2 separate regions of the Homo sapiens genome follow, and region 2 is linked to region 1. The links are chromatin loops, found by intact Hi-C in ENCODE. Cell type or tissue: B cell. All regions are shown on one strand. Each heading gives the region's core, and the rest is flanking DNA. Links, peaks and the distances in the headings are about the cores only. Region 1 has its middle 53 kb from the start of MIR8071-2. Region 2 has its middle 39 kb from the start of MIR4539.

Region 1 (15,334 bases), core at 4,772-12,771:
CTCAAACTTGAGTCCTCCCTGGAGGGCTTAGGTTCCACTGAGGGGGTGGGCGCAGGCACAGACCCCTCCTCTAGGAGGCTGGGGTGGGGCTGTCCTGCCTGGCTGGGACACGGGTCACAATGTCCCCCCATGTGGTCCACCCTGTTCTAGGCACAGGGTGTCATCTCCCAGGGTCTCAGCTGCTGGGGTGATGGGCCCCGGACAGCCCCTGGGTGTGGGGTGGGGTCCTATGGAGGCCTCTGTGTCCCACTGAAGATGCAGGGCTGGGGTTGGGCAGGTCTGTTCTGGGGTGGTCTCGTGGGGCAACCCCAGAGGGTCCTGAGGCCGGGGTAGGGTTGGGCGACCCCACCTAGGGTCTACGGGCTGAAAGCGCCTGGGTTGGCCAGGCCTGGGCACAGGGGAGGACAGAGGTTTGGTGACAGGTGGGCTGTGAGGGGCCCAGCAGGTGCACGGAGGAAGCTCTGTCCCCAGGTGACCCACAAAATCCTCTTCCGAGGGTGCTGGGGGTCCTGTTCCTGGGGGCCATGCCTGGGACCTCCATGCAGGGGTCTCCTCCCTGGCCCAGCTCCCCTGGGGCAAGGTCCGACTTGTTACCCCCTCCACCAGGCAGTCCTCTGGGAAGTGCCCTGGGGCCTGGTCACTCTGGGCCTGGCCACAGCATTGGCCTGGACATGGGGTGTGGCTGGGGAGTGTGAATAGTCAGGAATCCTGCAAACCAGCTGCCTGGGTGCCAGCCTTCCCCCCACCTCCCCCAATGCAAATCGCCATCTCGGAGGTGGGTGGGGGTTTCCACACCACTGTCCCACCTGCTCTGTGGTTCCCATTTTCAGCATTTTTAGAAATATTTGCAAGAATGTGTTTGTGCCTGTGTGGTGGGGTGGGGGTGGGAGCTGCGGCCCGGTGCCCATGAGGTCTTGTTTTTCAGACTGGACGGGGGTGGGGGAGGGGGAGCTGCGGCCCCCCCACCTGCTAGTGTGTCCAGCCTCCTGAGTGGGGCAGCGAGGGTCCTGGCTGGGCCCCAGGGCATGACCCCCGATGAGTGTGAGGCGCTGAGGCCGAGTCTGGTCCTTGGCGAGGAGGCCCAGAAGGCCCAGGTGCCCGTCCTGAGCGTTATCCAGGGCCCTGCCTCAGGCCTCATGCCGGGGCCAAGCCCAGGGCTGGCTGGTGGCCACGCAGAGGTGAGAGGGGCGGGGAAGTGAGGCTGGGTTGGAGGAAAGCTGAGGGGCCCAGGCCTCCCACTCCAGCCCCCGAGGCAGACCCTGGCCCACCCAGGGACCCCCTCCCATGCACACAAGCACACACAACACGTATATGGGCATGCGTGTGCACACACACTCGCTGCAGCCCGCAGCACTGGCTGGCCCAGGTGTCCTCGGGACGTGGTCCACGCGGTGCTGACACGAGCTGGCCCTGAGTGCGGGCTCTGCGGGGTGCCATTCCCAGGCCCTGCAGGGGCACATGCGGTGTCGTGGGGCAGCAACTGTGACCTCTGCCCCGCAGACCCGGACATGCCGCCAGAGAGGCCAAGGCGTACGCTCTCCGAGCCTTCCCTGACCCCATGTGCCAAAGCCTGGCCCAGCAACGCCATGTGTGCACGTGTGTGAGCTTGGCAACAGGTGGGAGAATGTGTGTGTTAGTGCATGAGTGTGAGCATGAGCGTGTGAGATGCAAGCGTGTGTGCAGTGAGTGGTGGATGAGCTGGAGGTGTGCGGTTGTGCGTGATGCGGACGGGTGTGTAGTGTGGACAGGTGTGTGGGGTGGACAGGTGTGTGGGGTGGACAGGTGTGTGGGGTGGACAGGTGTGTGGTGTGGACAAGTGTGCAGTGGGCCTGGCTCATTGTCACCGCCAGGACAAGGCCTTTGTCCGCACTGATAGGGCTGAGCAGGTGGTCCAGGCTGTGGTCAGGCAGCAATGTCCTGGCGTGGAGCAACAGGGGAGGCAGGTTCATGACACGGGGCAGGACAGTGGCCAGGGGCTGCAAGCGTGACCTGCGGGAGGGGGTGCCTGTGTGCGGGCATGTCTGTGTGTGTCTTTATGTGTCTGTGTGTGTGTGTGTCTCTATGTGTGTCGGTGTGTGTCTGTGCATCCACGTGCATGTGTGTCTGTATGTGTGTGTGCATATCCGTGTGTCTGTGTCTTTATGTGTCTGTGTGTGTATGTGTTTGCCTGTGTGTGTCTCTGTGTGTCTGTGCATCCATGTGGATGTGTGTCTATATGTGTGTCTCTGTGCACATATGTGTGTGTCTGTGCATGTCCGTGTGTGTCTGTGCATTTCTGTGCGTGTGTGTCTCTGTGCATGTCTGTGTGTCTGTGTGTGTGTGTGTCTGTGCATGTCTGTGCATGACTCTGTGTGTGTGTCTCTGTGCATGTCTGTGTGTGTCTGTGCGTTTCTGTGTGTGCATGTCTGTGTGTCTGTGCGTTTCTGTGTGTGCATGTCTGTGTGTCTGTGCGTATGTGTATGTGTCTGTGCACGTCTCTGCGTGTCTGAGTGTCAGGGGATGGCCTGTGCTTGGTTCGCAGTGCAGGCGGGTTTGCTCACACCTCCCCCGCAGGGCTGAGCCTCCAGACTCCCAGCCCCATACAGGCCCCAGCCCAGGGGGGAGCCGGGCGGCGCTTGGGGCCTGGAGCCCTGACCCGGGGAGTCGGGGCAGGACTAGCGTGGAGGCTCTGGTGACTCAGCCTCCTCGTATGTGTGCACTGCAGTTTGTCCTCCGTGCATCCCTTGGTGGACACTTGTGGGGCTTCCTGGGAGGCGGCCCCAGACTTGGACAGATTCTAGGACCCAGAGGGATGGGGCAGAGGCAGGGATGACAGAGACAGACACAAAGCAGAGAGACGGAGGCAGAGGGAGACATGCAGAGTCACGGAGACATCCGGGCTCAGGCCCCGACTCTCAGGGGCCACCCCCAGGGAGGACACGCAGTGCACCCCCACACCCACACCTCACACACACACTCACACCCACATACCCCCATCCACACACACCCAGAGACACACAGACACCCACAGCCACACACTCACACTCACGAACTTATCCAGTCACCTTTCCAGCGAGGCAGGGATGACAGAGACAGACACAAAGCAGAGAGACGGAGGCAGAGGGAGACATGCAGAGTCACGGAGACATCCGGGCTCAGGCCCCGACTCTCAGGGGCCACCCCCAGGGAGGACACGCAGTGCACCCCCACACCCACACCTCACACACACACTCACACCCACATACCCCCATCCACACACACCCAGAGACACACAGACACCCACAGCCACACACTCACACTCACGAACTTATCCAGTCACGTCCCACACACTCCCACCCAACCCATACACCACACACCTACACAACTCATACACCACACACTCACACTCACAAACTATATACCACACACTCACACACCCATATACCAAACACGCACAACCCATACACCACACACTCACACTCACAAACTATGTACCACACAGTCACACACCAACCATACACCTATATACACTCACACACCCATATACCACACACACACAGCTCATACACCACACACTCACACTCACAAACTATATACCACACACTCACATACCCATATACCACATACACACAACCCATACATCAGACACTCACACACAACCCATACACCTATACACACTCACACAACCCATACACCTATACACACTCACACCCATATACCACATACAACCCATACACCACACACACACAACCCATACACCTATACGCACACACCCACACACCACACACACAGCCCATACAGTACACACTCACACCACAAACTATGTAGCACACACTCACACATAACCCATACACATATACACACACATATATAACACACACACACACAGCGCGCGCACATATACACTCACACACCTATTTCCCACATACAACACATACCACACACACAACCCATACATATATACACACACACACATACACCACACACAGCGCATACACTATATACACACCACACTATATATACCACACTCACATATATAACACATACACATATACACACACACCCATGTCCCACACACACACCCCGTGTACATACATACACACCCATACACAAAACACTCACAACCCCTACCCCTATATATACACACACACACCCCCCATACACACACAGAGCATACACTTACACACACTCATAGAGCACACACACACAACCCATATACCACACTCTCACACAGCCCATATACCTATACACACTCACACGCCCATACACCACACATTCACACAACTACACCACATACACCCACAAACTATATGCTACACACTCACACACAGACCATACACCTATATACACTCTCACAGCCATATACCACACACAACCCATATACCACACTCTCACAAACTTTATGCCACACACTCACACAAACTATATACCACACTCACACACAACCCATACACCTATACACAATCACACAACCCATACACCACACACAACCCATACACCACAGACACATTCACAATCTATATACCACACAAACCCATACATTTATACACACTCACACACCCATATACCACACACTCACACACAGCCCATATACCACACGCTCACACACAAATGATACACCTATACACACACCCATATGCCACACACACAACCCATACACCACACACACAAACTCATACACCACACACACAACCCATAGACCACAAACACACACAAGCCATAACCACACACACACACAGCCCATATGCCTATACACATTCACACACACAACCCATACACTGCACACACAACACATACACCTATACACACTCACACTCACAATTCATACACCACACACTCACACACAACCCATACATCTATACATAAACTCACACACAATCCATATACCACAAACACACACAACCAAACACCTATACACACACACACAACTCATACAGCACACACACAACCCACAGACCATAAACACACACAAGCCATAACCACACACACAACCCATACACCTATACACACACTCATAAACAAGCCGTACACCCCCCCCCACACAACCCATACACCACACACTCACACACAACCCATACACTTATATACACATACAACCCATATACCACAAACTCACACTCAACCCGTACACCTATATACACACACAACTTATACACCACACACTCATACACAACCCACAGACCACATACACAAACCATACCCACACACTCACAACCCATACACCTGTATACACACTCATAAACAAGCCACACACCTACACACACTCATACACAACCCATACACCACACATTCACACACAACCCATACGCCTGTACACACACTCACACACATAACCCATATACCACAAACTCACACACAACCTATACACCTATACACACATACAACCCATACACCACACACTCACACACACATATACCACACCACACACACAACACATACACGAAACACTCATACACACACGCATACACCACCCACACATACAACCCATACACCACACACACAACCCATACACCTATACACACACACAAACTCATGTACCACAAAAACACACAACACATATACCTATACACACATACAACCCATACACCACACATTCATACACAACCCATACACCACACACACAACCCATAGACCTATACACACACAACACATGCAACTATCACACACTCACAACACATACACCTCCTATACACACACACAACACGCACACTTCCTATACACACAACCCACACGCCTATACACACTCACACCCTCACTCACACTCACCCTCACATTCATATACTCACTAACACACTTCCACACTCACACCCTCACCCACACTTACACCCCCACCCACACTCAAACCCCGACGCTAAGTCACTGTCACATTTGTACCCATGCTCACACGCTCCCACCCTCACACGCTCACCCCCCACCAGCTCCAGGGCTCACTGGTGTGTGCCCACGAAACCCTGCCTCGGGGGTCCCCTCGGTAAGCTGACAGCGCTCTGCTCATCGGTGGCCTGGGGAAACAGGGCCCACCCAAAGCCTGGCTCAGGAAAGGCTCCAAACACACATGCACATGGCCCAGAAACAGATGGGCAGAGCTCAGCCTGCAGCTGGGAGCGGCGGAGCGGGTGCTGGGCCAGAGTCGGGGCCTGTCTGTGGGTGGGGGGCACGGCAGCACGGGCCCACCTGCACACCCCAGGCCTGGCCCCCGAGGTCACTGGGCCACCACCCAGCCCTCGCCCTGTTCCCCGTCTGTGCTGGCCGGGGCAGGACTCTGAGCCTCGGGGAAACCCACAGATACACACGGGACCCCGAACATCGGGCTGGGGAGGTTGGGGTGGGTAACAGCATGCCAGAGGCAGGAGCAGGAGGTCCAGGACCCTGCGCACTGCGACCCCAGCCCTGGGGGCTGAAGCCCAGGACAGCCTCAGGTCTCCCAGGAGGGACTGGACAGTGGGGGATGGTCAGAGAACAGGACAGCCAGCAGGGTGCAGCCTGAGGACAGGGATGGACGCTGGGAGGTCAACAGGACAGGGGCAGGGGCTGTGGAGTGTGAGAAGGTCCTGGAGGGCCTGGAGAACCTGTGGGTCAGTGTCTGTGGGAAGGAGGCCAGGAGCAGCCCTGAGTGGCCAGGCTGGCAGGGGTGAGGAGGTGGGGGCAGTGAGGTTAGGGTGACCGAGACAGTGAGGCCTCTGGCCAGGGAGGGGACCTTGGCTGGGCTCTGACTGAACCCAGGGCTCCTGGAGAAGGGGCCCCAGGCGGGGATGAGGATGTGGGCATCTGACTCCATCAACAATGGGGCTTCCGACACGCACAGCCTGGGCCTCGGAGACCTGGGCCCTGACCCGCCTCCCCCTGGCACTGGGCCGGGTGCCGTGTGTGGTCCCCAGTCCCCGCAGCACCTCCCCCACACTGGTCACGTTCCAGGGCCCCTCTGAAGCACCTGCTGTGAGGGGATGTGGGGAGGGGACAGGGACTTGGGCCTGAGCTGCCGGGTCGGGGGGGAGTCGGGGACCCAGGCTCAGCGTGTGGCTGGGGACCAGACAGATGGGGATGGAGGAGGACACGCCCTGTACCCACTGCCTGCCAAGGGGCTGGACCCACGCCCAGTCTAGGCCATGTCCCCCGAGGCCTGTGAACCTTCACCCTGAGCCACTAAAACATTCAGGAGCTTTGAAAGCAGCCCCCGTCCTTGTCACTATGCGATGACTCTGAGCATCACGCTGTCCCTGCTGGATCCACCCTCCAGCCCCAGCGAGGGAGGCTGGGCCCCGGGCAGCAGGTGGTGAGGGCAGCGGGCACAGCCACGCTACAGCACACACAGGGTCTCAGGGACGCGTCCACCACAGCCCGTGCACAGGCTCCTCACGGCACTGAGTTCACCCGGGGCGCGGGCCGTTTGTCCTCAGGAGTCCGGCTGTGCCCTCCGCCCCCAGCCCTGTCCTGCTGAGGCTGCAGCTGGGTCCCGGGGCACAGGGCGGCCCTGAGCACCTTGTCATGTTGGTCCCTGTCGGGTGGGCTGCTGGCTGTCTGTGGAGCTGGCAGAGCCGCGGTTCAGCCTTGGAGGCCGGTCCTGGGGCCCAGCAGCCGTGGGGAGCACTGCCCAGTCCCGTGCCCACAGGGAATCACCTGGGCTGAGGAAGGGCCCACACGCCGACGGGATCGGGGTCAGGCAGCGCACGCCTGGCACCGAGATCCCACGTCCCGAAGTGGGGACACGGCCCAGGGGCACTGTTCCGGGAGGGTCTCAAGATGGGGTCTCCTATTTCAATCTTCACTCCTTCTGCACCTGTTAGCTGGGAACCTTCTAGAAGGAGGGGTGTCCTCAATCATGGGGTGGTTGTGAGCTGAGCACAGATCATGCAGGAAGGTACATGGCTTCTCCTTCACCAGGAAAACAGTGCAGAGAGACAGAGACACAGAGACAGAGACAGAGTAACAGAGAAAGACAGACGAGAGAGAGACACAGAGACACAGACAGAGTAACAGAGAAAGAGAGACAGAGAGACACAGAGACAGAGACAGAGTAACAGATAGAGTCACAGAGAGACAGAGAGAGAGACAGAGTAACGGAGAAAGACAGAGACAGAGAGAGACACAGAGACAGAGACAGAGTAACAGAGAAAGACAGAGAGACAGAGACACAGAGACAGAGACAGAGTAACAGAGAAAGACAGAGAGACAGAGAGAGACAGAGACAGAGTAACAGAGAAAGAGAGACAGAGAGAGACACAGAGACAGAGACAGAGTAACAGAGAAAGACAGAGAGACAGAGACACAGAGACAGAGACAGAGTAACAGAGAAAGACAGAGAGACAGAGAGAGACAGAGACAGAGTAACAGAGAAAGAGAGACAGAGAGAGACACAGAGACAGAGACAGAGTAACAGAGAAAGACAGAGAGACAGAGAGAGACACAGAGACAGAGACAGAGTAACAGAGAAAGACAGACAGAGAGACACAGAGACAGAGACAGAGTAACAGAGAGAGACAGAGAGAGACAGAGACAGAGTAACAGAGAAAGACAGAGAGGCAGAGAGAGACACACAGAGACAGAGACAGAGTAACAGAGAAAGACAGAGAGACAGAGACAGAGAGAGAAAGAGAGACAGAGAAATAGAGACACAGAGATACAGACAGAGACAAAGACACAGAGACAGAGACAGAGAAACAGAGAGACAGAGACAGAGAGAAACAGAGACACAGAAAGAGACATGCAGACACAAATAGAGACAGAGATGAGGAGTTACAGAGAGACAGAGACACAGAGACAGAAACAGAGTAACAGAGAAAGAGAGAGACAGAGACAGAGAGAGACAGAGAAATAGAAACACAGAGATACAGACAGAGACAGAGAGAAAGACACAGAGACAGAGAAACAAAGAGACAGAAACAGAGAGAGAAACAGAGACACAGAAAGAGACATGCAGACACAAATAGAGACAGAGATGAGTTACAGAGAGACAGATAGATAGAGACAGAGATGGAGAGACAGAGACAGAGAGAAAGAAACACAGATCCAGAAAGAGACATTGACAGAGACAGAGAGAGAAAAATAGGCAGAGAGAGAGAGAGAGAAAAACAGAGACACAGAGACAGACACACAGACACAGAGACAGAAAAAGACAGAGATAAAGTTACAGAGAGACAGAGATACACAGAGACAGAGAGACAGATAAAGAGAGACAGAGATATAGGCAGAGACAGACAGAGAAAAACAGAGATAGAAACAGAGAGACAGAGATAAAGTTACAGAGAGACAGAGACCAAGACAGAGATAAAGAAAGACAGAGACAGAGTGAGAGAAACAGAGGCAGTAAGAGATAAAGAGAGTTACAGAGACAGAGATACAGAGAGATACAGAGAGACAGAAAGAGAGATAGAGACAGAGATAGAGATGAGAGAGACAGAGATAGAGACAGAGCAATAGAGATAAGAGAAAGACAGATACAGAGAGTGAGAGACAGAGAGAGATAGAGACAGAGATAAGAAGAGAGACTGAGATAGAGACAGAGAGACAGAGAAAGAGAGTTAGAAAGGCAGAGAAAGACAGAGACAAAGAGAGACAGAGAGGGCTGAAGAGAAACAGAGACAGACAGCAACAGAAAGACAGAGATATATAGAGGGGAAGAGACAGAGACAGAGAGACAGAGAAAGACAAAAAGAGACAGAGAAAGAAACAGAGAGAGAGAAAGAGAGGTATAAGGAGAGACAGAGAGAGGGAGAGCTACAGAGAGGAAGAGACACAGACAGAGAGACATAGAGAAACACACACAAAATGACACAGAGGCAGAGACAGAGATGAAGAGACAGAGAGAGAGAGACAGAGGCAGAGAGACAGAGAGACACACACAGGAAGAGACAGATGAGAGAGACAGATATAGACAGAGATACAGAAAGAGACCGAGAGAGACATACACAGGGACACGAACAGACAGACAGAGATACAGAGGCAGAGAGACAGAGATATAGACAGAGGCATGGAAAGACAGAGAAGAGAGAGACACACACACAGGGACACAAAGAGGCTGAGATATAGACAGAGATACAGAAAGACAGAGATAGAAGCAGAGAGACAGAGAGAGACACACAGGGACACGAAGAGACAGACAGAGAGACAGAGGCAAAGAAAGGGACACAGCAAAGGGACAGGCACAGAGGGAGGGATAGACGGGAAGAGAGACGGAGGGATAGAGACAGACACGGGGGAGAGATGGATGGAGAAAGGAGGCACCGACGGAGACACACAGAAAGAGAGAGAGGCCAAGACAGGCAAGATGGCGGGACAAAGCCCAGCAGACGGGCTTGACAGAGATGAGTCAGAGACACCGACAATGGGACAGAGACAGAGATTCGGGCAGGGAGATACCTTCAGAGAGGCAGAGAGACAGGGAGACAGAAGGGTAGCCAGAGACAGGGACAGCGGGAAAGATGGAGCTGGAGGCTCAGATGGAGACGGGTGTGACAGAGCTGGGAGCAGGGAGGCCACAGCCCACGCAGTCCGGGTGCTGCACCCACCACGGCCCCCAGGCCCGGAGACCCAGCCCCCATCACCATGTAACCTCAGGCCATGTCCCTGGCCCTGCTGAGCCTCAGTGTTCTCTCTGTACAGTGGGGACCACCAGGCCATGAGGGTGGGGGAGGTGCGGGCCTGCACCAGACCGGCCCTGTACCAATCGGGCTGCCTGTGCCCAGGCCACCAGGGCCACCTCCGCTCAGCCTCCTTGGGGCTTCTGGGGTGGGGGTTGGCTGGGGGCCCTGCCAGCGTTGGCTCCCCTGCCCTTCCTGCCAACCTGGGGGCTGCCCCTGGGTCCTGGTCCCAAAGATGGCAACAAGTTCAGAACCACTGAATTCAATAAAGTTGACGTTTGCAGGGTGGTCCCAGTGTCAGTAACCCAAGTGGGCCTGTCCTGGGGGAGGGGGCGGGTGTCCCCGAATCTGGAGGCCTGAGCCAGCCTGGCCACGCTGGGGGAGGGGGCGGGGGGTGTCCCCGAATCTGGAGGCCTGGGCCAGCCTGGCCACACTGGGTGGGTGGCGGCTGCAGCTGCAGGTGGAGAATCGTGCAAGCTATTTCTGGAAACAGCCTCAGAGGGCAAGAAACATGTTTTCGGTGTGGAACAAACAACCATTTGCATGTGCCCTGAGGGCCAAGTCTGCCCAGAATGAGTCACTCAAGGAGAAACAGATCAGAGCCCTCACACCTGCCTGGGGGAGGGGTGGGCGCCGCTCCAGGGACCTGCTGTTGGGCCCAGAGATGCCGAAAACTCAGCCCACCCGGCCGCCATGGCAGGACCCACTTTCCTCACCAGCTTGCCCCTAGGTGGGACCCACAGGACCCCTGGGAAGCCCTCAGCAGCCCTTGGGCAGGTCCCACCCTGCAGAGAACGCGAAGGCTCAAAGGCCCACTCGGGCTGAGACCGCAGGGAGCCCTGGGCCGCTTGGATGCAGAGCCCTGAGGCCCGAGGCTAGGCTGTGGGAGGGAGCAGCAGTGAGACCCCCACTGGCCCTCAGGGCTCACAGGTGCCCCGGTGAGGGTGCAGGGAGCGGGGGTGCCTGCCAAGCAGGAAGGCGGAGGGCCCAGGCTGCCGTGGCACCATCGGGGCACACTATGTGTCACTGGCCCAAGGAGACTCGCCCATGAGGAGCTGCTGCTGGTGGACGCAGGGGTGCCCTCCAGCCTCCTTGGGGGGCTAGGAAGGGAGGGCAGGGCCAGGCAGACCCTAGGGTGAGGTAGGAGGACTGGCAAAAGGCCAGTATGGCCAAGGGAGAGCCACATGGGGGCTGGGAGGGCGCAAGGTTCGGGCCCGGCCAAAGCGTGGGTGCCAGGTATGGTGCCCACCAGGACCGCGCGGCGTGTACTCCAGAAAGACCCTGGGGCGCAGGACGGGCTTGCCATGCTGAGGTCTGGAAAGTAAAGAGAGGCACTTCACGGCAGCACGCCAGCCTGCATGATCTGTGCTCACACTCACCCACTACGAGCAATGCCCTCCTTCTAGAAGTTTCCTCACTAACACGTGCACAAGGAATGAAGGGAATGGGGTCTCCCGTCTCACAGCCCTCCATGTAATGGTGCCCTCAACCGACCGACTGCTCCCGACCGGCCGCAGCCCTCGGCCCCGCGGCCCACCTCTGCCTGACCCCGGCCCTGCTCTCCTCCTGGCAGCTCAGGGATTCGCCACTGCCTGGGCTCAGCCGGAGCAAAGCCCGTGTCCCCCGGCACCCCACACAGCCGAGTCACCCCTCCCTCACGGCCCCCACCTCCTCGCCCCTGCCGGCCCAGCCACGCTGAGCTGCTCCTGGGCCCCCTTCCCAGAGACATCGGAGCCCTGCAGGTTCTCCAGGCCCTCTGCCCACTCCACTACCCCTGCCCGCTCCCAGCTGCAGGCTGAGCTCTGCCCCTTTGCTCCTGGGCCATGTGTGTTTGAGGCCTTCCCTGAGCCAGGCCTTGGGTGGGCCCTGTTTCCCCCAGGCCAGCCATGAACAGAGCGGAGGGCATGTGCCCAGCTCATAGAGGGGACCCCCAAGGCGGGGTGTGGTGGGCACACACCGGTGAGCCAGGGGCTGGTGGCCCAGAGGCTTAGACAGGCCGTAGGCCCCATCGGAAGTGACAGGGCCTGAGGGAAGCTCAGTGTGTGTGTGAGAGTGTGTGTGAGTGTGTGAGTGTGTTTGTGAGTGTGTGTGTGACTGTGTGTGTGTGACTGTGTGTGAGTGTAAGTGACTGTGAGTGTGAGAGTGTGTGTGAGTGTGAGGTGAGTGTGTGAGTGTGTGAGCAGGTGAGCGTGGGTATGAATGTGACAGTGACTATCTATCTCTGTCTCTCTCTGTTTCTGTGTATCTTTCTTATCTCTGTGCCTGCCTCTGTCTCTATCTCTCTCTCTGTCTCTCTATCTCTGTTACTCTGTCTCTGTCTCTTTCTGTCTCTCTGTTACTCTGTCTCTGTCTCTGTCTCTCTGTCTTTCTCTGTTACTCTGTCTCTGTGTCTCTCTCTGTCTCTCTATCTCTGTTACTCTGTCTCTGTCTCTGTGTCTCTCTGTCTATCTCTGTTACTCTGTCTCTGTCTCTGTGTCTCTCTCTGTCTCTCTTTCTCTGTTACTCTGTCTCTGTCTCTGTGTCTCTGTCTCTCTGCACTGTTTTCCTGGTGAAGGAGAAGCCATGTACCTTCCTGCATGATCTGTGCTCAGCTCACAACCACCCCATGATTGAGGACACCCCTCCTTCTAGAAGGTTCCCAGCTAACAGGTGCAGAAGGAGTGAAGATTGAAATAGGAGACCCCATCTTGAGACCCTCCCGGAACAGTGCCCCTGGGCCGTGTCCCCACTTCGGGACGTGGGATCTCGGTGCCAGGCGTGCGCTGCCTGACCCCGATCCCGTCGGCGTGTGGGCCCTTCCTCAGCCCAGGTGATTCCCTGTGGGCACGGGACTGGGCAGTGCTCCCCACGGCTGCTGGGCCCCAGGACCGGCCTCCAAGGCTGAACCGCGGCTCTGCCAGCTCCACAGACAGCCAGCAGCCCACCCGACAGGGACCAAGATGACAAAGTGCTCAGGGCCGCCCTGTGCCCCGGGACCCAGCTGCAGCCTCAGCAGGACAGGGCTGGGGGCGGAGGGTACAGCGGGACTCCTGAGGACAAACGGCCCGCGCCCCGGGTGAACTCAGTGCCGTGAGGAGCCTGTGCACGGGCTGTGGTGGACGCGTCCCTGAGACCCTGTGTGTGCTGTAGGGTGGCTGTGCCCGCTGCCCTCACCACCTGCTGCCCGGGGCCCAGCCTCCCTCGCTGGGGCTGGAGGGTGGATCCAGCAGGGACAGCGTGATGCTCAGAGTCATCGCATAGTGACAAGGACGGGGGCTGCTTTCAAAGCTCCTGAATGTTTTAGTGGCTCAGAGTGAAGGTTCACAGGCCTCGGGGGACATGGCCTAGACTGGGCGTGGGTCCAGCCCCTTGGCAGGCAGTGGGTACAGGGCGTGTCCTCCTCCATCCCCATCTGTCTGGTCCCCAGCCACACGCTGAGCCTGGGTCCCCGACTCCCCCCCGACCCGGCAGCTCAGGCCCAAGTCCCTGTCCCCTCCCCACATCCCCTCACAGCAGGTGCTTCAGAGGGGCCCTGGAACGTGACCAGTGTGGGGGAGGTGCTGCGGGGACTGGGGACCACACACGGCACCCGGCCCAGTGCCAGGGGGAGGCGGGTCAGGGCCCAGGTCTCCGAGGCCCAGGCTGTGCGTGTTGGAAGCCCCATTGTTGATGGAGTCAGATGCCCACATCCTCATCCCCGCCTGGGGCCCCTTCTCCAGGAGCCCTGGGTTCAGTCAGAGCCCAGCCAAGGTCCCCTCCCTGGCCAGAGGCCTCACTGGCTCGGTCACCCTCACCTCACTGCCCCCACCTCCTCACCCCTGCCAGCCTGGCCACTCTGGGCTGCTCCTGGCCTCCTTCCCACAAACACGGACCCACAGGTTCTCTAGGCCCTCCAGGACCTTCGCCCACTCCACGGCCCCTGCCCCTGTCCTGTTGACCTCCCAGCGTCCATCCCTGTCCTCGGGCTGCACCCTGCTGGCTCTCCTGTTCTCTGACCATCCCCCACTGTCCAGTCCCTCCTGGGAGACCTGAGGCTGTCCTGGGCTTCAGCCCCCAGGGCTGGGGTCGCAGTGCGCAGGGTCCTGGGACCTCCTGCTCCCGCCTCTCCCATGTTGTTACCCACCCCAGCCCGATGTTCCGGGTCCTGTGTGGATCTGCAGGTTTCCTGGAGGCTCAGAGTCCTGCCCCGGCCAGCACAGACGGGGAACAGGGCGAGGGCTGGGTGGTGGCCCAGTGACCTCGGGGGCCAGGCCTTGTAGGTGCAGGTGGGCCCGTGCTGCCGTGCCCCCCACCCACAGACAGGCCCCGACTCTGGCCCAGCGCCCGCTCGGCCGCTCCCAGCTGCAGGCTGAGGTCTCCCCATTTGCTCCTGGGCCATGTGTGTTTGGGTGTGAGTGTGGGTATGGATGTGACAGTGACTTAGTGTGTGGCTGTGAGCGTGGGTATGTTTCTGTGTGTTTGTGTGTGAATGTTGTATAATAGTCGTGGTGTGTGTTTGTGAGAGTGACTGTGTGAGAGGGGCTTGCAGCTGAGTTCCTGGGCCCATCTTGCTGCCTCTTTCTCTCCCTGTGTGTTCTCTGCCTCTGTTGTGTTCTCTCTGCATGTCTGTCTCCATGTCTCTTTTTCCCTGTTCCCATCTCCTCTCTTTTTCTCCCATCTCTGTCTCCGTTTCTTCTTATCTCTCTCATCTCATCTCTCTCTCTTTCTGTCTCTTGTAACTCTGTCTCTGTCACTGGCCTCGCCTCTGTCCCTCCCTGTCCCTGTCTCTTATCTCTCTCCATCCCCATCTCTCTCTCTGTGTCTGTCTTTGTCTCTCCTTT
Region 2 (15,334 bases), core at 3,124-11,123, 120 kb after region 1:
CTTAAATTCTTTTTTTCATCTCTGAGGCTTCCTCTGGGATCATTTTCCTTCTTTCTTAAACCTATCTTTAAGCAGTTCCTTTAATGTGTGTCTTCTGGCAACAAATATTCTGTTTTGTCTGAAAATATTTCTTTAGCTTCAGCCAAAAATTGGAAGTTGCAAGAAAAGTACAAACAATTTTTATCTGAATCATTCAAGAGAGTATTTTTTTGACCTGACACCTCCTCCTTCATGAATATTTTAGTGTGTTTTCTACAAATCAGGACAACTCCTATATAATGGCTATTTATGTTAGAAACCATGAATTCAAACTTACGGATCAAATTCCAATCCAGTACCATAGGATTCATTCCAGTTTCTCCCTGTAGTCTGTTCTTGAACTGCTATAAAGAAATACCTGAGGCTGGGTAATTTATAAGGAAAAGAGGTTTAATTGACTCACGGTTCTGCAGGCTGTCCGGGAAGCATAGTGGCTTCTGCTTGGCTTCTGGGGAGGCCTCAGGAACTTAAAATCATGGTGGAAGGTGAAGGTGAAGGGAAGCAGGCATGTCTTACATTCCCAGAGCAGGAGAAAAGGAGACCAGGGAGGTGCCACGTGCTTTTAAACAGCCAGATCTCGGGAGGACTCTATAAGGAAAACAGCACTAGGGGGATGGTGCTAAACCATTCATGAGAACCCACCCCCGTGATCCAACCACCTCCCACCAGGCCCCACCTCCAACACCGGGGATTACAATTCGACATGAGATTTGGGTGGGGACACAGATCCAAACCCAATTCGACATGAGATTTGGGTGGGGACACAGATTGAAACCCAATTCGACATGAGATTTGGGTGGGGACACAGATCCAAACCATATCACTCCCTTTTGGTATTTGGAACTGCCTTCTCTCTTTTCTATTCTTTTCGGTGTATTTACTTACTTGACCAATCCCCTTGTGTGACCAACCTGCCCTCTCTGCCAGTACTCCCTTCCCCTCTGCCATTCTGGCTCCCCCTCCATTCTAGTGTGCACTCCTCCCCATCTGGAACCCTTCTCACCCCACTTAAGATCTGACTTTCTATATCAGGCTGCCCACCTCTGCTCATGTGGGTGCTCCGAGCCTGGACTCCACACTGGCTTCCCGCTCTGGGCCCCTGCATCTCTCCTCCTACCCCCACCATGCAGACACCCCCCAACCCTTGATCTGCCCACCGAACAGCTTTGAGTCCAAACTGCTCTTCTCAGGAAGAGAAAGTATACTGGGTTGAATAGAGTCACCCCCAAATTTATGTCCACCAAGAACTTGAGAATGTGGCCTTATTTGGAAAGAGGGACTTGGCAGATATAATCACGATAACATGAGGCCACTCTACAGTAGAGTGGGTCCTAGATCCACTATGGCCAGTGCCATTATAAGAAGAGAAACATTTAGACACAGATACAGGGAGAACACTGCATGAAGACAGAGGCAGAGGCTGGAGCGATGCGTCTGCAGGCCCGGGAACACCCAGGGCAGTCGGCAACCACAGGAGCTGGAAGAGTCACATCTGGTGCTGCACTAAGTCCTTTGCATATGTTATCTCATATAATTTCCAGAAAAACATGGTGAGCTAGATATTATCAAGATTCTAATGATAAAAACATTGATGATCACGGGACACAAAAGATAAGGGAGCAATTAGTAGAATTGGGATTAGAATCCAGATATGCTTGACCACAAAATAAATACTATTTTTCTGTAATACGCTGATATCTATGAGTGTATATTGGGTACTGGCTTTAAAGTTGATGGATCCTTTTATATACACCATTTAAAGTGATCTTCCTAATGATGTTGGCATAAACACAGTATTATTATTATTGTTTACTGATGAAAAAACTGATGCTGGAGAAAAACAAGTTTGTCTAAGCTCAAAACTCAAATCATGTGTTTCAGAGACGAGACTGTCAACCACGTATCTCAGTGTCCAGTCATCCAGTGGTCTTCCCACCACATCAGGTATGAAGAAGCCTCTGTCTCTTTGAATATTATCTGTAACGCTGCTCTTGTGTTTATTTATTGAGTATGAGCACCTTAAATTTCCCTTGAGAATATGCACATATCTTACCTGAATTGTGTAATGTTCCCAAAGACAACAGATTTTCCTCTCTTAGGTCACATGGAGCCAAACTACTCCACAGTGCCTTGTTTGGCACGTTCCAGAGCTTCTCGAAGCCGGTCGTTTGTGAATCACAGATGACCTAAAACTTCGTACAGGGCGTGGTGGCTCACGCCTGTAATCCCAGCACTTTGGGAGGCCGAGGCGGGTGGATCACCTGAGATTGGGAGTTGGAGACCAGCCTGACCATCATGGTGAAACCCCATCTCTACTAAAAATACAAAATTAGCTGGGCGTGGTGGCGCATGCCTGTAATCCCAGCTACTCAGGAGGCTGAGGCAGGAGAATTGCTTGAACCCAGGAGACGGAGGTTGCAGTGAACCGAGATCGAACCATTGCACTCCAGCCTAGGCAACAAGAGCAAAATTCCATCTCAAAAAAAAAAAAAAAAAAAGATCCTCTATGTCTCTCCACCTGCACGCATTGCTGGTTGTATGTCCAAACCCCACTGTCAGAAGGAGGAATTAACTGCTGACTGTATCAGCATGCCTATGTCCTATTTGTAAATTATTAGATCCACCAAGATGAATACAAAACAAGCAACATTGTACTTTTAAATCTGTAAGCTACGCATAAGAGGCAAATAAGAAAAATGCATATAGGATTATTTAGACATTTTTAGAAGCACAAAGAACATTTTTTAAAAAACCTTTTATTTTGAGTTCAGGGGTACACGTGCAGGTTTGTTACGCAGGTAAACGTGTGCCATGGGGATCTGTCGTACAGATGATTTCATCACCCAGGTATTAAGCCTAGTGCCCCTTAGTTATTTTTCCTGACCCTCTCCCTCCTCCCGGCCTCCACCCTCCAATAGGCCCCAGTGTGTGTCATTCCCCTCTATGTGTCCATTTGTTCTCAAAAGGAACATATTTTATATCAGTAACTGAAAAATCTATTTTAAGTAATAATCATGGTTCTTAGCAATAAAGTCGTTTTAGAAATAAAAAAAAAAAAAGAAGCTAGAAGGGGCAAGAAGCATCCTACCCTAGAGGCTTTAGAGAGAGCCCAGCCCTCCTGACACCTTGAGTTTAGACTTCCAGCTTCCAGAGCTGTGCAAGAATACACTTCTGTTCTTTACGGTCCTTGTTAGGATAGCCCTAGGGAATGAAAATTGAAAAGAAGAGAAAAAGAAAAGTCATCTTTATTTTCCAAAGATAGTTTCCCTGGCTTAGCAGGTATTTCTTTTAGCACTGTAAAGACAGCATCTCATTCTGTTCTTGTTTCTGTTACGACATTAGCTGCCAGCCTAAGACAGCATCTCATTCTGTTCTTGTTTCTGTTACGACATTAGCTGCCAGCCTCACTGGTCCTCCTTTAAAGGTATTGTGAGCTTCCCCGACCTTGGCTACTCTTAAGATAGCCTCTTTTTTTTTTTAGTCTTCAGGAGTTTTATAATGTTATGGATAGATGTGGTTTTATTTTATTTTATTTTCTTCAGAGTCTTGCTCTGTCACCCAGGCTGGAGTGCAGTGGTGCAATCTTGGCTCACTGCAACCTCCACCTCCCGGGTTCAAGAGATTCTCCTGCCTCAGCTTCCCAAGCAGCTGGAATTACAGATGAGTACTACCACACCCAGCTAATTTTTGTATTTTTACTAGAGACAGGGTTTCACCATGTTGGCCAGGTTGGTCTGAAGCTCCTGGCCTCAAGTGATCTGCCTGCCTCAGCCTCCCAAAGTTGCTGAGATTGCAGGCATGAGCCACCACGCCTGGCATAGATGAGATTTTCTACGTATTTTATTCCATATGAATGATGGGGTAGGATATTTCCTTAAGTTTGGGAAGATTTCTGCAATTGCCTCTTTAAAAATGTTTCTTCTCTTCCTTCTCACTTCTCCTTCTGGGACTCTAACTACCTATATGTTAGACCTTATCGGTGGATACTCTCTTCTTTTAACCCTCCAGTTCCATGCTGTGTTTTTGTCTATCCTTCATTCTAGATATTTTCTTCTGATCCAACTTCTGATTCACTAATTCTTTCTTCAGCTGTGTTAAGTCTGCTCTTAAACCCATCATTTGAGCTCTTCATTGTATACTTCTGTTCTAAAATTCTGAATTAAAAAAGATCTGCTATGTGTGTTTTATAGTTTTCAATTTATGATGAAATTTTCAGATTGTGTTTAAACTCTTCAAACCTAGTAGCACTGTTATTTTATCAGTTTTAAAATTTTACTTATTTTTATTTTTTTTCAGAGATGGGGCCTCACTCTGTCACCCAAGCTGGAGTGCAGTGATTCAATCACAGCTCCCTGTAGCCCCAAACTTCTGGCTCAAGTGATTATCCCACCTAACCTCTCAGATAGTGGGGGCTACAGACAAGTACCACTATGCCCAGGTAATTATTAAACATTTTTTGTAGAGATAGGGTCTTGCCATGTTGCCCAGGCTGGTCCCAAACCTCCTGGCATCTCAAAGCACTGGGATTACAAGTGGGTGGGGGAGGTGAGGGATAAAAAACTACATATTGGGTACAGTGTACACTACTTGGATGATGGGTGCCCTAAAATCTCAGAATTAACCACTATAGAATTCATCCGTGTAACCAAAAACTACTTGTATCCCAAAAGCTATTGAAATAAAAAGTATTAAGAAAGTCTTCATGTGCTAATTCCCATAGCTGAGGTCTGGAGTCCCTGTTGATCTTCCGTTTTTGCTGTTCTTACTCATGTTGCTTCGTCTACTTGTATGTGTGGTTCTTTGTGATTGTGTGCTGGATACTGTATTCAGAAGTATTGGGTTGAGCAACTGAACCTAAAATGACGTTATAATTTTCCAGAGACGGTTTTCATATGCTTCTGGCTGGTTCCTGGTGGAATTCAAAATCTGAGATCAACTTAACCCAGTGGTAGAGGTTGAGCTTTTCTAAGGACCTGAATAAAGTGCATCTGGTTGCAGTTCCTGTGAGGGATGATTTCCTTCACCTTTGCTCCTATAAGGAAAGTCCATGGGTTTCTAATCCAAAGTGCATGTACTTCCCAAGCGCCTTTCTCCTGGTGAGTCCTGGCCTCTGAGTTTTTCTCCCTAGCTCTAAGATTGTCAGGATTTCTGCTCAGCTTCTCACTGACTATCCCAGAATCAGCAAATGCTTTTGGGGAGGGGCTCAGGGGGAAGTGACTGCAAATGGCAGCTACTTTGGTGGCTATTATTCACCACTCTGGTATCTCTCCATTACCTTCAAACAGATTTTTAAAATACTTCTTTCAGATTTGCTAACTGGTCCGAGTTCCCTGTATGCCCTTAATAGAAGCAGACATCTGGCATCTTTATAAGAATCACATTTTCCGTTTGTTGCTGGTCTATAGAAATAAAACGGATTTCTGTACATTGGTATTAAAGCCAGTAATCTATTATTTTTAATAATATATTTTTATTATTTATAATACTATTTTAAGTAATACCATTTAAATTATTGAATATTTTGGATTTTTGCTATTTTGAATTACTTTTGAATACTTTTGTATCTTCTCCTGGATTTTTTCTGCTCTTCCACTGGGACTCCTGCGCAGACACTGGTGGGTCCTGTGACTTCCTTCCTCAGCCCAGTGTCACTCACTTTTCTGTGGCTCCCAGGAAAACACACAACCCCTCCCCAAGTCCCTCTGAGGGTCTCCTATCACCACAGAGTGAAGTCCAAGGCTGGAATCAGGGCCAGTCTGGCCCCATGCAGTCTGGCCTCTGGCCTGTCCTTCCAGCCCACTCCTTCCCAAGCCCACTGGCCTTCCCACCGCTCTTGAACTTGGCAAGCATGTTTCTGGCCTGGACCCTTCCCCTCCTGCTCCTTTTGCCTGGGATGCACCTCCCAGTGGTCCATGTCCCCAAGGACATATTCTGGATGCCTGGCATTGATGGCCACACCCTCAGCTGGCGCTGTTGTCCTTTATGGAGCATTTATTTGTTTTTAATTGCTTTTTTTCCTCTTCTGGTTTCTTTGTGATTTGTTTTTAATTGTATTATCCATTCCCCACCAGGACCTTAGTGCCGCAGTGCAGACACACTGCACGTGTCCACCTTAGCCCTTGGCCTGGCACACAGTAGATGTTCAATGAACATCACATTGTAAGTTGCTTTCCATTGACGATTTGTGACTTCTAACACTCTCCATGTGTTCTATTGGCTATTTGTGTCTGCAGCTGGCTAAAGAGAACTCCTCTTCCCCACGTTCCACTGAAAACTTCTTCAAGGTCGAGCTTGTCTCATTCATCATGTTTTTGTTTGTTTGTTTGTTTGTTTTTTACATTCACTTACTTGGACTCTGATAGTTAATTTTAGGTGTTAACTTGGGCAGGCCATACTACCCAGATATTTGGCCAAACACCAGTCTAGATAGTGCAGGTGATTTTTAGATGTTATTAACATTTCAACCTGTGGACTTTGAGTAAGGCAGATCATCATCCATAATGTGGGTGGGCCTCATCCAGGCAGTTGGAGGCCTTAAGAGAAAACAGACGGCAGTCCCCAAGGAGGACAGAATTCTGCCAGCAGGCTGAACTTTGGACGGGAGCAGCAGCCTCAGCTCTTCTCTGGGTCACCAGCCTGCTGGTTTGCCCTGCAGATTTTGGACATTCGTCTCCACAACTGTGTGAGCCAATTCCTTAAAATCTCTCTCTCGCATCTCTCCCTCTATCCATACCTGTGGCCATAGCCTGTGTCTATGTTGATACCTATTTCTGTCGATATCCACATCCACATCTATGGGTTCTGTTTCTCGGGAGCTCATGCGAATACAGGCTCTCTTTCATGTTAGATACTTTGGTCACTTTCTTTCCTGGGGTGCTTACTTTGTTTTTGGTGGCTTTGTCCTTATAGAGACTTTATTTTTTTCCTTGTGGGCAAATTTATCAGTCTTACTTTTCACTGTTCCTGGCCTTAGCCTCATTCTGAGAGAACACTTATTCACCTTAAGAGAATATAGATATTTTGCCATATTTTTTTCTGGTGTGATTATTGATCTGTATCAGTGCTGGTCTTCAATTTGCTTTTTGTCCTTACAATGAGAGCAGAAATCCTTTCTCTTTTCTCTTTCATTTTCCCAATTCCGTTTTGAGGTCTTGTCCAAACCAATGTTTTCTAGAATAAACTTGGCAGGTATAGAGCCGGCTATGGCCACAGCCGCAGACATCAGGGCCTCGGCTGGAGAGGAGAGGTGCAGGCCTCTGGAAGTCTCTTTGGGGCTGGAGACTATGGCCTGATTTCTGTCCAGGTCTTGGGGGGCCTCTGTCCACAAGTCTAGGGGGGCAGAAAGGGCTCAGACCCTTCCCTCAAAATACCAAGGGAGAGGAGGTCGGCTGGGCCCAGGCAGGTGGCTGGTGGTGAGCGCCCCGAGATCAGGCCAGGCTTGTCAAGCATTGATTTAGGTGTGGGAGGCAGACATGTCCTGTTTGTTACCAGCTGGAAACAGATGTTTCTGCCCCGAGTGCCACCTTAGAGGGTGGCGTCCAGGCCCAGCAGGCTGTGGCGACACGGGTGAGCTGCAGAGCGTGCGGAGGCGAGGGCCCTGGCCCATGTCAGGAGGCTGAGTTACGACTGTGGCTTCAGTGCCGGGAAAGCTGTAAACACATTCCTGTGCGGGGCCCTGGGCCACCTGGGGCATCACATGCCCCCAGAAGACAGATTTCTGTAGTCAGTCAGGACTCAACGGACATTTACGTAACATGGAAAGGGGAAGTGGTGCTGGAGGGCAGCCCCCTGAATCACTCTGTTGGAGCAATTCTGTTGGGTGAAGGTGCATGAAAACAACACAGTGTGGCTGAGGGCCAGGGCTGTAGACATTCGGTCAAGTGCACAGGCTGTGCTGGAGCAGCCCCGGCACTAGAAACAGGCGCAGGGTGGGGAGTTTGCTGGGGTCAATGTGCATTGCGTCGTGCATTTTAGGGTATTTCCTAGGTATAATTGCTAGAGAGAAACAAAGCTCAAATACAGATCATCTGCCCCACACCAGGTTCCCACCATCCTCAGGGGAATCACAGGTTACTGGCTTTGGAGACCGAGATGTCTTCCCGCCTCCCAGGGGCCTGTGGATGGGACTCCCTGCGAATTCGACTCCCAGGGGAAAAGCCAAGAGCTGCCTCCTTGGGACAGCTGGGCGGCAGCTGTGATCGCACATGGCTCAGGCAGAGGCCTGAGCGGCTGCCTCCGTTGGCCAGCAGGCTCTGAGAGCACTCGCCCGGCCTGACTGTTCATCCATCCTTTCACCCGGAGGCCAGCTGTGGCTGTCTGTGCTCTCAGAGGGGAGGCGATGGCAAGGCGCCTGCCATGCAGATGGGTGGTGGGAGTGAGCCTGTTACACTCTGAGGCCAGGACCGGGTCTGGGGGCACTGGGGCTCCAGGGTGGCCGAGGGCAGTGGGTCAGGCCTGAGAGTTCTGACTTTGTTCTTGGTGCAGTGGGAACCTCTCTGTGGGTTTGAATGGGCCGTCCTGATAGATTCATGTTTTAAAAAGACCACATGGTCCGTGGGGTGGGGGTGGGGCCGGAGGATCAGCAGGAGCCTCTGGCTTCGGAGTCATGGCACCTTCTCCTTCTCACGTCTCCCTCTGCCTCCCTCCTGTGACACCTGTGCCCACATTCGGAGCCACCCAAGTAATCCAGGCCCCTCTCCTCATCTCAAGATCATTGGCTTAATCTCATCTGCAAAGTCCCTTTTGCCATGTAAGATCTCAGAGTCACAGTTCTGGGAATCTGGATGAAGACACTTTTGGGGCCTGACTTAGCCGACTACCCACCTGCAGTTTCAGATGCCTTGAGTAGGAGGCACATAGCTGACTGCCAGTGCCAACGCGTGGAATAAAAGTCCACACTTAGGGACAGATATGAGTTGAAACTATGAACAGAAGCTATTGGAAACCATAATATTGATAAGCTCACCAAGAGCATGAGCAGGGGTTGAGGGGAGACTGAGCGGGACAGCTGCAAGAAGATGACCTACAGGACGCATCCTAGGAGCAAATGAGGCACCGGGGTTGGGGCACATGGCTGACACCGGGGCTCACCCTCGTCCTGTCTCTGGTCCGTGGGTGGGGAGGGCAAATGGCCGGAGGAGCTGTTTGGGGACCAAGCTCCCGCCACACCTCACTATTTGTTCCTCATCTGGTGGAGTGAGAGAAGCCCGTGTCCAACTGACCAGGGTCAAATCCGGGCCCCCAGTCTACTGCTGGAAGATTCCGGGCAATGTCTTGGCCTGTTTTGGCTGCTGTACCAAATACCTGTCGAGCTAAATAATGAACAGAGAGAGGCTCTAACAGAAAATATTTATTTGGGAACAGTGAGGTGTGGAGGGAGCTTGGTCCCCAAGCACTGCAGTGGGAGCACACATACCATCATAAACTATGTGCATATTCAGGGAGGTAAAAGACGACAAAGGTTTTTAAAGGAAAAATGAGGACGATTACATGATCGTTTTGAAATAATCTTTGGCTACAAGGATCAATAACAAGGGTGATGCCAGTATGAGGCGCACAGGCAGTTGCTGGGCAGCTGTCCTCGCAGAAGTATTTTTTTGTGTAAGGTTGCAATGGCCTTTGTGCGAGGCTGTGTTTTTTATAGTCTTTTGTGATAGTTTTTGCTAGTAGGTGTTTATGCATGAGAATGCTTCTCAGCCTTCTCTGGCTTTATATGTCAGAGTTTCGTTTGTTTGTTTGTTTTTTAACACAAGGGACTCCATTTTGATTCTGACGACTTTCATCATATTTTCTCCCTTTGGTCAAGGTCTTTCTCTGGAAGCCTCACTGATGGACCATGCTGTGGTAGGTTCTGATGTCCCTCAGTATTTGGATGGGCCTGTCCCAGGTGTCTGGTCTGGTCACATGTTTGAAGGAGTGATTGATGTCTAGGAGTCAGTGTCAAAATCCTTTTAGCCACATTTGAGTAACAAAGGAGGTTTGAAGACAGTGGCTTTCAGGCTAAGTCTACCTGGAGTAAATGATTAAGTTCAATTTTGTCTGTGGTGTGGTCTTTTGCTATTATCTCAAAGTGCTGGGCTAGCAATATTCTGTTAGAAGTTGTACTTCTGAAAAAATTCAGCAAGTAACAGATACAAAGTTTAAAAAGGGAAAATAAAAAGTAAAATTAGTAATAACATGACAATCCTAGTTTGCATAATAGGATTATGCAATGTCTAGGATTAAAGGCAATTAATTGAATAAATAATGAATCCAGGATTCAAGGCAATTAATTGAATAAATAAAATAGGAAGCCAAGTAAAAACTGTAGGCCCTAGGACAGGTAAGAGTCCCATTATGATATGGAGTCTTGTTCCCATGACTTGGGAGAAGCTGTCTACAGAGTGAAAATGTGAAATTCCTCATCTTGCTTTGCAGTTTGAATGTCTCTAGTCGTGGCATTGGGCAGTCTGGTGAACTTTCTGTCTGGCTCGGACATCAAGCATGAGACTTGTTTCTTAGCATTTATCTAGCTTCAGCTTATAGGGCTTCAGGAACAGAGCAGTTCTCATTTTTCTCCATGGAAGAAAGTTGGATTGGAAGAATCTAGAAGAATTCAGGATCTAGTCTATAGGTAGAAAACAAGAACTTGAAAATAATGCACAGAGCTACAATCTAAAAGCAGGTGTGTTACAGCTTTTCTTTGGAAGCATAAGTTTTCCTCTGTACATTGATCACATAGGAATCTCGTACTTCAATACCTCTTTATGCTGGTAAGCCAAACCAAGACAGGCTTTAGCTTTTACTTACAGTTTTAAGGTTTCTGGGCTTGCCAGGAAATGATGATTTTTACTCATTATAAGGAACCCTGGAAACCAGGCATTCTTTTTTCTTTTTTTGAGACGGAGTCTCACTTTGTTGCCGAGGCTGGAGTGCAGTGGCGTGATCTTGGCACACTGCAACCTCTGCCTTCCATGTTCAAAAGAGTCTCCTGCCTGAGTCTCCCGAGCAGCTGGGATTATAGGTGCCCGCCACCACACCTGGCTAATTTTTGTATTTTTAGTAGAGACGGGATTGAGATGGGGTTTTGCCATGTTGGCCAGGCTGGTCTCGAACTCCTGACCTCGGGTGATCTGCTTGGCTTGGCCTTCCAAAGTGCTGCGATTACAGGGGTGAGCCACCCCGCCCGGCTGAAACTAGGCATTCTATGTATATTTTTCAAATATGGTATTTCAGCCAAAGCCTTAGTAATATACCTGATGTTTCCAATTACATCCTGCAGTGAGGAGACAACTAGTTTTTATCTGGACTTATACAAATGGCCACATCGTCATAAGAACACTTGTGAATAGTTTCTAAATTTTGGAGGAGTCACGTAGGGGGGAAAATAATTGCTTTCATCTTTGTTCACAAAAAGTATACTGTATTAAATTACTGTAAACTATAGATGACTTACGAGAGAAAATTTCCTTAAATCTGGCAAACAAAACATTTAAGAACGAACGATGCTTCAAATAAAATTCATAAAAATATTCCCCTCATCACTTCTTCAATATCATGAAGTCAGCTTTTCTGCTTGAGCTTGATTGGAGGTTTTTGAATTTCTCAGTTTCTTTATTAGAGTTCTGAAAATTTTTTATTGAGTCCATTGATCTTTTATCGGGAAACCGTATTTAAGAGTTCCTGTTTGAGTCTCTTCCATGAAAAGCAATTTTGGACAATAGCTGATTACAAATGCTTTTGGAGAAAAATCAAAACAATAACTCTGGGTCACAAAAACAAAATGGCCATGGTTAAACATCTGATAAAAATTCATTATAATCAGCAATTGATAAGGAAATTGACTTTTTAAAAATTACTATAGTGTTTTAAGGTAGCAAACAGAATCATGACTGTGACTGATAGCATCACATCAGAACCATCAGGGTTTTATAAATTTCACATAATCTTTAGAATATACTCACATCAGTAACGTCTCCATACAAATATAGCTTTAAAGAAGATGTAGCATAACCAAAATTATGGCTGATAACGTTATAGACTGATATGAATTTATATAATCTTTGAAACATCATATCAATAGCATACCCACAAATGTAACTGAAAGAAGATCTAATATCACTTATTATTTGACAATGTTTCCCATATAATTTACCAAATAAGCCTAATCATTTATTTTCTCTATAGGATGAGAGATAAATTCTTTGAGGCTTTCCAGGGGTCTAACTGTAAAATCCCTAAGTCAATTCTAGATAAAAAAAGACTTATTTTAGAATTTTGATCCTGAGGAAGCCTGCCAAAGATGTCAAAGGTTCAACATGGCTAATCAAAGCAGAATCTCAGGTCACTATTAAATATAGCCATGTATTCAACCAGTGATCATCAAAAGACTTGAAGAGTAATACGGAAAGTTACATGGATTAAAAGGACCTAACTTCTTCAAAGCTCAAGTTACCTAAGTAACCAAAAACCTCATAAAGACAACACAAAAAATTATCCTAATAAAATACAAAATCTTTGTTTTTTTTAGGCTACTTACCCAAAAGTTAAAGAAATGCCTCCTGCAGTGTGATTGTGTCTCCTCATGGGAAGCCCATGTAGATAAACTGGAAGTCAAATCTGATGAAAAAGACACTGAGTTTAATTAGGCAGAGAAAGAGTATGTCCAAGGCTATAAGTGTAAACCATTAGTAGAGAAATGTAAACAAGATAACTAGTACCTGAGCAGGGGAACACATAGAAAAAGCAACAGCATGAGAAACTTCCTGGTTACAAGGGAAAATTCAATTATACTGGAATTATACTGGAGAGAACATTTGTTTTCTAGACTTTCAGGATAAACATTTCAGCATTGAGCCATAACAACAGAGTTATAATGGGAGAAAAAATGTTATAGGAGTTGATAAAAAAAAAGTTGAAAGAGAGAGCTATCACCCCAGGCCATCTCATGGGGAGGAAGAGCTGAAGGCACTGATGGATAAGTCTGTATTTATATACATGATCTATAAATCCATATTTATATACATGATCTATAAATCATGTGCTGTGAAATACAACAGAAGTTGAAGTTCTGAAATCTAAAACTGAGAAGCTTTAGGGGGAAAAGACTATGTCAAGAAATGAAATTCTCGTTTTACATGAAGAGGACTTCCAACCTGAAACTAGGGAAAGTAAATGGATCCCAGGAAGCAATAGAAATGGTCTGTTAAAGAAACAGATTTTAGAATTAAAAATAAAAACTTCTTGTAGTTTTAAGAACAGATCAATACTTCAAGATAACTTTGTTGTTCTAACACAGGAAACTAAATCTTTAGTTTTATATTAGCATATTTTTAATAGCAAACCTCAGTCTTTAGAAAGACTTATAAATAATTCCCTTCTAATTATAGCCATCTTGATCACACGCAAAATTCCTTTCGTAAATTCATTATTTGCAAACCTTATTATGACTTACTCAGATGTTTTATGACATGTTGAGGCGTTCTGCTTTGTTTGATACCTCTTTTTTTATTTTATCCTTGTCTTCTTGTCTCTGTTTATCTCTCTCATATAGTTTTATAGTTTTCTCATATAGTTTTATAATGAATTTAGACAATGATTTGATTATTTTTCTAGTGTTTATCATTCTCTTATTTGCTGATGACTTACTATGCTTAAGACTGATGAATTGTCTTGTTCAGGGATCTGAAATCCTTTCCAGTTAAAAAGGGACTTGGCCACATTTGTTCCCATGACCCCTAGGGATGCAACCCTCTTGGGATGTTATGTCATCTTCTTCAACCCAAACCTTTTAATTCTACCCCTGGTCAAATATGGATGGGTACATTCTTGTACCTCATGTTTGGTATATTTTGAAAGCAAAGAACCAAGCATTATTTGTAGTCTTTGAAAAAGAGACCCAGCGTACATAAGCAGTGTTTAGTGTTGTAATGAAATAATTCCCAAACAAAAGGAATCTGATACATGTTATTCATATGCACAGTTGTAATCATGCCATATTAACCTAGCAAAAAGCAATCTGCCTGAGTGTTTTCTAGTTAGTGTAGTTGGTAGAGCTTGACTGAAAATTAAAAAAAAATTTTTTTTGAATCTTCAACGTCATAATTGACCCATACTCCCTCTCATTACAGGCTAACGATCCCCTGTCTGAAATGCTTGGGACCAGAAGTGTTTCAGATTTTATATTTTTTGGATTTTGGGATATTTGCATATATATAATGAGATATCTTGGATAGACCCAAGTCTAAACACAAAATTCATTTGTATTTCATGTACACCTTATACAGACAGCCTGAAGGTGATTTTGTACAATATTTTAAATAACTTTGTACATGAAACAAAGTTTTAACTGTGTTTTGTCTGTAGCCTGTCACATGGCTTCAGGTGTGGAATTTTCTTTATATATATATATATTTATTATACTCTAAGTTCTAGGGTACATGTGCACAACGTGCAGGTTTGTTACATATGTATACATGTGCCATGTTGGTGTGCTGCACCCATTAACTCGTCATTTACATTACGTATATCTCCTAATCCTATCCCTCCCCCCTCTCCCCACCCCACAACAGGCCCTGGTGTGTGTGATACCTCTTTTTTTAAAGTAAGCAGTCATTTTACTTTATGACAAAAATTTATCACGCAAGATTCTTCCTTTTTTAAAAAAATTCTCTTTTCTTTTTAACCTTCCGTACCAAAAATACATCTTCATACCCATAACTTTCTTCACATACCTCTCTTCTACTTACTGTTTTTTAAATTTTTTAATTCTTTCAGTCTTCTTAATTTTTTTAATGTTTATTTTTCCATAGGTTATTGGAATACAGGTGGTGTTTGGTTACATGAATAAGTTCTTTAGTGGTGATTTGTGAGATTTTGGTGCACCCATCACCCGAGCAGCATATGCTGCACCATATTTGTAGTCTTTTATCCCTCTTTCCTCTCTCACCCTTACCCCCAAGTTCCCAAAGTCTATTGTGTCATTCTTATGCCTTTGCATCCTCATATCTTAGCTCTCACATGTCAGTGAGAACATACGATGTTTGGTTTTCCATTCCTGAGTTACTTCACTTAGAATAATAGCCTCCAGCCTCATCCAGGTCGCTGTGAATGCCATTAATTCATTCCTTTTTGTGGCTGAGTAGTATTCCATCACATATACATACTACAGTTCCTTTATCCACTTGTTGATTGATGGGCATTTGGGTTGGTTCCACAAGTTTGCAGTTGAAAATTGTACTGCTACAAACATGAGTGTGCAAGTATCTTTTTCGTAGAATGACGTCTTTTCCTCTGGGTAGATACCCAGTAGTGGGAT

What was found. Peaks named below come from ENCODE experiments on the same cell type or tissue, not always from the same donor. Only the 100,000 strongest peaks of a DNase experiment are listed, where the experiment ranks them.
Region 2: a loop joins it to region 1, with 3 times the contacts of the local background. A loop is called at or near these places in 2 of 110 quality-filtered maps.

Annotation. Positions count from the first base shown.
Region 1 is chr14:105,685,486-105,700,819 of GRCh38, forward strand. It overlaps IGH. Among named protein-coding and RNA genes, the nearest start is that of MIR8071-2, 53 kb to the left of the region's middle. RefSeq lists enhancers at 637-997, 10,795-11,169. In B cell, for the core only: CTCF peaks have their summits at 9,345 and 9,618; DNase peaks (open chromatin) are centred at 5,936, 6,296, 6,689, 12,746 and 3 weaker places; H3K4me3 peaks cover 2,033 bases; H3K27ac peaks cover 6,567 bases.
Region 2 is chr14:105,810,504-105,825,837 of GRCh38, forward strand. It overlaps IGH. Among named protein-coding and RNA genes, the nearest start is that of MIR4539, 39 kb to the right of the region's middle. RefSeq lists an enhancer at 7,123-8,331. In B cell, for the core only: no CTCF peak of the experiment used is centred there; DNase peaks (open chromatin) are centred at 6,878 and 7,718; H3K4me3 peaks cover 1,354 bases; H3K27ac peaks cover 5,541 bases.